Regions from separate parts of the Mus musculus genome. Here region 2 is linked to region 1. Evidence: chromatin loops called from intact Hi-C (ENCODE). Cell type or tissue: gastrocnemius. All regions are shown on one strand.

Region 1 (2,500 bases):
ACGCGTTATCCATTGCGCCACTGGCCCGTCGGCGTGGGCTACTCTAGGGGCTTTCGAGATGACAGCATGAGATCGTTCTCTACAGTCTTATAGTGAGAAGGGCAAAGGTGGCACAGGCAGGCGAGGCGAAGAATGAGAACCAGAGCCTGGGCCTCCCGAGGACTTTGTGCTAGGGTCCTTTCTAGGCCGCTCAGGAATGCGGGAGGCAAAACGATGGCTGTGCGCATGCGTAGAACGACCCGCGCCCCTAACGTCTGAGTCCTGACTAGTGCGCATGCGCAGCTCCCTCTGTCAACCGAACTCCTGATTGAGATGTGTTCAGTGTCAAGGGGCAGAACATTTCTTGTGTCCCTTCGATAGCTCAGCTGGTAGAGCGGAGGACTGTAGCTAACTCCCCGTTAGAAGACATCCTTAGGTCGCTGGTTCGACTCCGGCTCGAAGGAGACAGTAATGTTTTCTCCATGCTTATGTGTTTAGACTTACCGGTCTTGCCCGGGGCCCCACTCTCAGCTACTGTACTCGCTAACCATCTTGGCGGTTCGAGGACTTTCTCTCCCAAAAGGGCCTGTATTCTTCCGTACTCGTCAACCTTTTGCGACCTCATAGTGAGAGCGCTCTCCGACCAGTCCCAGAGTACGGGTGTACTACCACTAAGTCGGTTCCTCACGTATGCGGTTGCGCGAGCCCGCGTTCCACGCACGGGGGCGACCTTTTTCCCGGCCGCGCGGAGCAGTGACGTGGCGTTATGGAGCCCTTCCGTCAACCGGCTTGCCGCTCCCTTCGATAGCTCAGCTGGTAGAGCGGAGGACTGTAGGCTTGTGGCTGTGGACATCCTTAGGTCGCTGGTTCGATTCCGGCTCGAAGGAAAGAGCTTGCTATTTTCTTTTACCTTTTAATCCTATCTATGAGGCATGTTCGGAACAAATTTCCATGCCTCGCAGTGCGCTCCTCCTCCTCTAGGGGAGCACATAAAGGCCAGATGCCGGTGGAGGGGGATTAGCTCAAATGGTAGAGCGCTCGCTTAGCATGCGAGAGGTAGCGGGATCGATGCCCGCATCCTCCAGTTCCCCTTTTTTTGTCTTTGCATTTCTGTAGTTTTTCTTTTCATTGTTATATACCTCAATTGAAGCCGAAAGACAGTAGGCAAAACTCAGCGAGATGATTTTCAACCTTTCAACCTTGTATTTTGTGTGGTGTCCAAAACTTCCAGGCATGCATTAACCGGTATGCAACAGCCGCTCCCCAGCAAAACCCGGAAATAGACCCAGCTTTAAACCCTGGCTAAGCTGAGGGTCCGGGGCTGTGTGGCTCCACGGGGGACGAGGCCTAAGGGTGTATATCATGGCGCTGGAGTGATTTTCTTCAGAAGCGTACGGGACTCTAGTCTTCTCCAGGAAGAAATTGTGGGGCATCGCGTAGACTAGGGACTTTCACAGAGGGTAAATTGAAAATTAAAACAAACGAACAAATGAAGCAAACCAAACCAAACCGAACCAAAAAAAAAAAAAAAAAAAAAAAAAGGTCCGATTTAGGCTCCCTCGTTAAAAGACATACTACACACGTACACACATATACTTCAGTCAAGGGCAGAATTATTAGCCTTTTGACGATTATAATAAGTCATAATTCCTTTGTACATTTTAGAGTCCTGGGCAACCTGTGTGCTTTTGTTTCCAGTGTATACAATCTGCTGCAATTTCTAGCTGTCTTCCACTTTCTATCTTTCCATTTTTAATCCTATTTTGTTATTTTCAATAAAGCTTTTGATTAAATCTTTGTCACTTAAATATATCCCCCTACATAAAATTATGTATTTTTCTTATTTTACAAAGGTTCCAAGTAACTCCTCGGGGCCTGCAGGTGTGGCATGTTCACCAGGCCTCTTCTCAAAGGCTTCAGGAGCTGGGCTTGAGTTGCCTGTGCCTCCCAAGTACCGTGTGTGTGCGTGTGCGTGCGCGTGTGCGTGTGTGTGTGTATGCGTGTGCCAGAGCAGGGTGTGCAGGCCTCTAGCTCTTCACTGTCTTCCTCCGCTTTCCCAGAACTGGGGTTATTGGTGTTCACCACAGTGCTTTGCCACTTAAATCTTATTTGTGAACAATAACAATTCCTGTAAGTGTATGTGGTAAAAAGAGAAAGGAATGTCAAGTCAGATAGTAGGGATGGTATCTGCACCAGAATCCAGACACTTCCTGAGGTCAGCAATCCAGACAGGGAAGTGCAGAGGTTCAGATGTGAAAATCAGGAGGCTGGGTCACAGAGAGGTTAGTCACACAGGAAGTGAGAGCCAGTGGCTTGTGTTGACTCTGTAGGACATTGGACAGGGTGCTCAGCATCTGGGTTATTTCCCTTTCATCTTCCATAAAGCAGGATGGCCCTGTGGCACTTCCTCTCACTTAAGATAGAATTTCACTCTCTTAGCAGAGGTCCTGGAACACAGTAAGAATCAATAAGAAGGGGGATGCGGATGGAGGAAAAGGAAACGGGAGGGGAGGAGAGTGAG
Region 2 (2,500 bases), 470 kb before region 1:
AGGTTCTTTTAATCTAACTAGCCAGCAACAGTAAATCAGCATCCCCTTTGTCTTAATTTGCTCTTTTACTTCCAAAGCCCGCACCTGGTGTCAATTACAAGACAATTATGAAACAGTTAACATTGATGTCTACTTTAAGAGTTGGGACGGCTAAGTTAAAACTCTCAAGAGACACATTCATTTTCTGAAAAGGGAAACGTCGTGCAAATGACAAAAGCTTTGTTCTCATTTTTCTGTATCTCAGTCTGAGTAGAGGTCACAGTGCATAGGACGTATGCCTTTACTTTTTCTTCTCCTTACTTAGCTCTGGCTGACCTATGTAGTTGAGATGAGCCTGAAACTAGGAGGGATCTGCCTGCCAATAGCTACCAAAGCAGGGATTAAAGGCATACCATCACGACCCAAACTTATTTTCTCTTCCTTGGCTCTATGTTGACAAACAGAACCCTTCGCAAACTTTAAGGACACTGCGATCACCTAAGGGACCTTGCCAAAAGTAAGTTCAAGCTCAGTGGGTGTAAGTGGGTCTGGGAATCTGAGATGTCCAACCAGCTTCCAGATGAGGATGCCAACGGGCAAGAAGTCTTGAAGCACGGAGTTAGAGACACGCGAGACATCAGTGTCTGGGCAGATGTCAGAAAGGTATTCCTTTTCTTATAGCTAAGAATCACCACTTAGTTAATAGAAGTATTTAGCCCTCACGTGCTAAGAGCTGCTGCGGGCACACACTTATCCTAAATCCTTAATGATTAAGCCGGGTTGAAAAGCAACTACCACTATCAAACGCCGAGACCCGATCTGGCTTCTCCTTGCAATTATAACTGTAACTCTTTTGGAATTGAATTACCGTCTCCAAGCCTCAGTTTCTTCAGGTAGCAGTTTTGAGCGGGTAACAGGGTGGGAAAAAAAAAAGGCAAGACAGTAAAATGTCTGGCAAGTACCATGCAAGCACAGAACTAACCCAGTGGGAAACTTCTACTGCAAGCGCTGAGGAGACAGTATCACCAAAGGAGCAGCTAAGTGCACAAATGCCCACCACCTGTGTACACGAGTTTCTCTTGAATGGAGGCCTGCGCGCAGAGGCTCGCAGATTTACAGAAAGAACGCCGCGACATGGACACCCGCTACTCGTAGGGCGGGCTGGCTGGTCAGAAGGAAGAGGAGAGAAGAGCACGTCCGGAGCCGTCCGAGGCAGCCCGCGGGATGCCGGCAGGAGGCGGGCGCAGCGGCCGGCCCGCGCAGCAGCGGCCCCTCGGCCCCACCTCGGCCCCGGCTACGTACCCTCCAGAGCTCCGGGCGTCCGGAGCCTGCCGCAGCATCAGAGCCGCACCCACCACGGCGGACAACGGGCGGCGAAGACCCCGAGCCACGGCCCGACTCAAAGAACCACAGGGCTGAGTCGCTGGCGGCGGAGGAGCTGCAGGCTCCGCGGTGACCCTGTCACCTCTGCTGGCTTTATTATCCCATTGGCTGAAAATGAAGCAACGTGAGGAAGGACACCCAACCAGAGGCGGGATGTTCTCAAACCTAGTAGCTCATTGGTGAGCTAGACCGGACCTATGAGGACCCAGAACACTGAATTGGAACCAAGGGCTCGCCGTCCACGGAGTGCTAAACAAATTTACAGCCATCGTGGCTCCGCGACTACAATTCCCAGGGTTCCCGCGGCAGGAAGGGCTTCTGCTTCTGTGTGCAGACACGCGAACAGAATAGTTTATCTTCAGCAAGTCTTCCAGGTCTGATAAAACAACCTGTAACCCTTCATCCACGTCTGTGCGTCTTTACCCAGAATCTTCGGACGTTTTTTTGTAGTTTTTACTATGAACGTCGACACTGTTTGGCCTCTCTGGATTTCGTTCATTTCTTTTCAGTGCTGCTTTCTAGCAAAGCGAGGGATGCGAAGTGCTTTTGTTGGGTTGGCCTAAGTGATTTGACATTGAAAAGAATTTTGTCTTTTCTCTTGTCAGAGACTTGTGTTAAGAGAGTTCTCCAGTTCATCATGAAGTTTTGTTAATGCTGTTTTCTATTTATCAAAGTAAAGACATACTTGTTTTATCGATACTAGTTACCGAGGAGTTGCTCTAGGTACGTTTTATTTTCCAAAGTATTTCTGAAATTGTTATCCAAGTCTCGCAGGCTAATCTGAAAATAATACATCCATCCACACTCCTTTTTGATCTTCGTTTCTACAATCTTATTCTGACGTGTTGCTCATACATTAAAGTTACAGGGACTTTGTTGTTATTCTTGTTACAAGGAATTTGAAAGGGCTTTAATTTGGAAAGGATGTGGAAGACACCACACCGGACTGTATTCTACGCTATTATCTCCAATATTTTGTAAGTGAATTTATAAACCAGACCGCCACGGCGGAATCTGAGCACTAAGTAGGTAAAGGCTGAAGGCAGACCATTTCAAGTTCAAGCCCAGTTTAGGCTAACTAAAGCTTCACAGAAACCTTGACTTAAAAAGAAAAAAAAAGAAGAAGAAGAAGAAGAAC

The links. Peaks named below come from ENCODE experiments on the same cell type or tissue, not always from the same donor. Only the 100,000 strongest peaks of a DNase experiment are listed, where the experiment ranks them.
Region 2: a loop joins it to region 1, with 3 times the contacts of the local background. A loop is called at or near these places in 3 of 42 quality-filtered maps.

The regions. Positions count from the first base shown.
Region 1 is chr3:19,628,005-19,630,504 of GRCm38, forward strand. It overlaps n-TRacg3 (a tRNA gene), which reads right to left and starts at 27; the gene lies at 1-27. n-TYgta1 (a tRNA gene) reads left to right here and starts at 351; the gene lies at 351-443. n-TYgta2 (a tRNA gene) reads left to right here and starts at 778; the gene lies at 778-866. n-TAagc14 (a tRNA gene) reads left to right here and starts at 991; the gene lies at 991-1,063. In gastrocnemius, a CTCF peak has its summit at 954; DNase peaks (open chromatin) are centred at 265, 803, 1,272 and 1,992; H3K4me3 peaks cover 1,960 bases; H3K27ac peaks cover 1,735 bases.
Region 2 is chr3:19,161,629-19,164,128 of GRCm38, forward strand. Armc1 (armadillo repeat containing 1) reads right to left here and starts at 1,467. Exons shown (of 7, transcript NM_028840.3): 1 at 1,282-1,467. In gastrocnemius, a CTCF peak has its summit at 1,215; a DNase peak (open chromatin) is centred at 1,549; H3K4me3 peaks cover 2,464 bases; H3K27ac peaks cover 2,170 bases.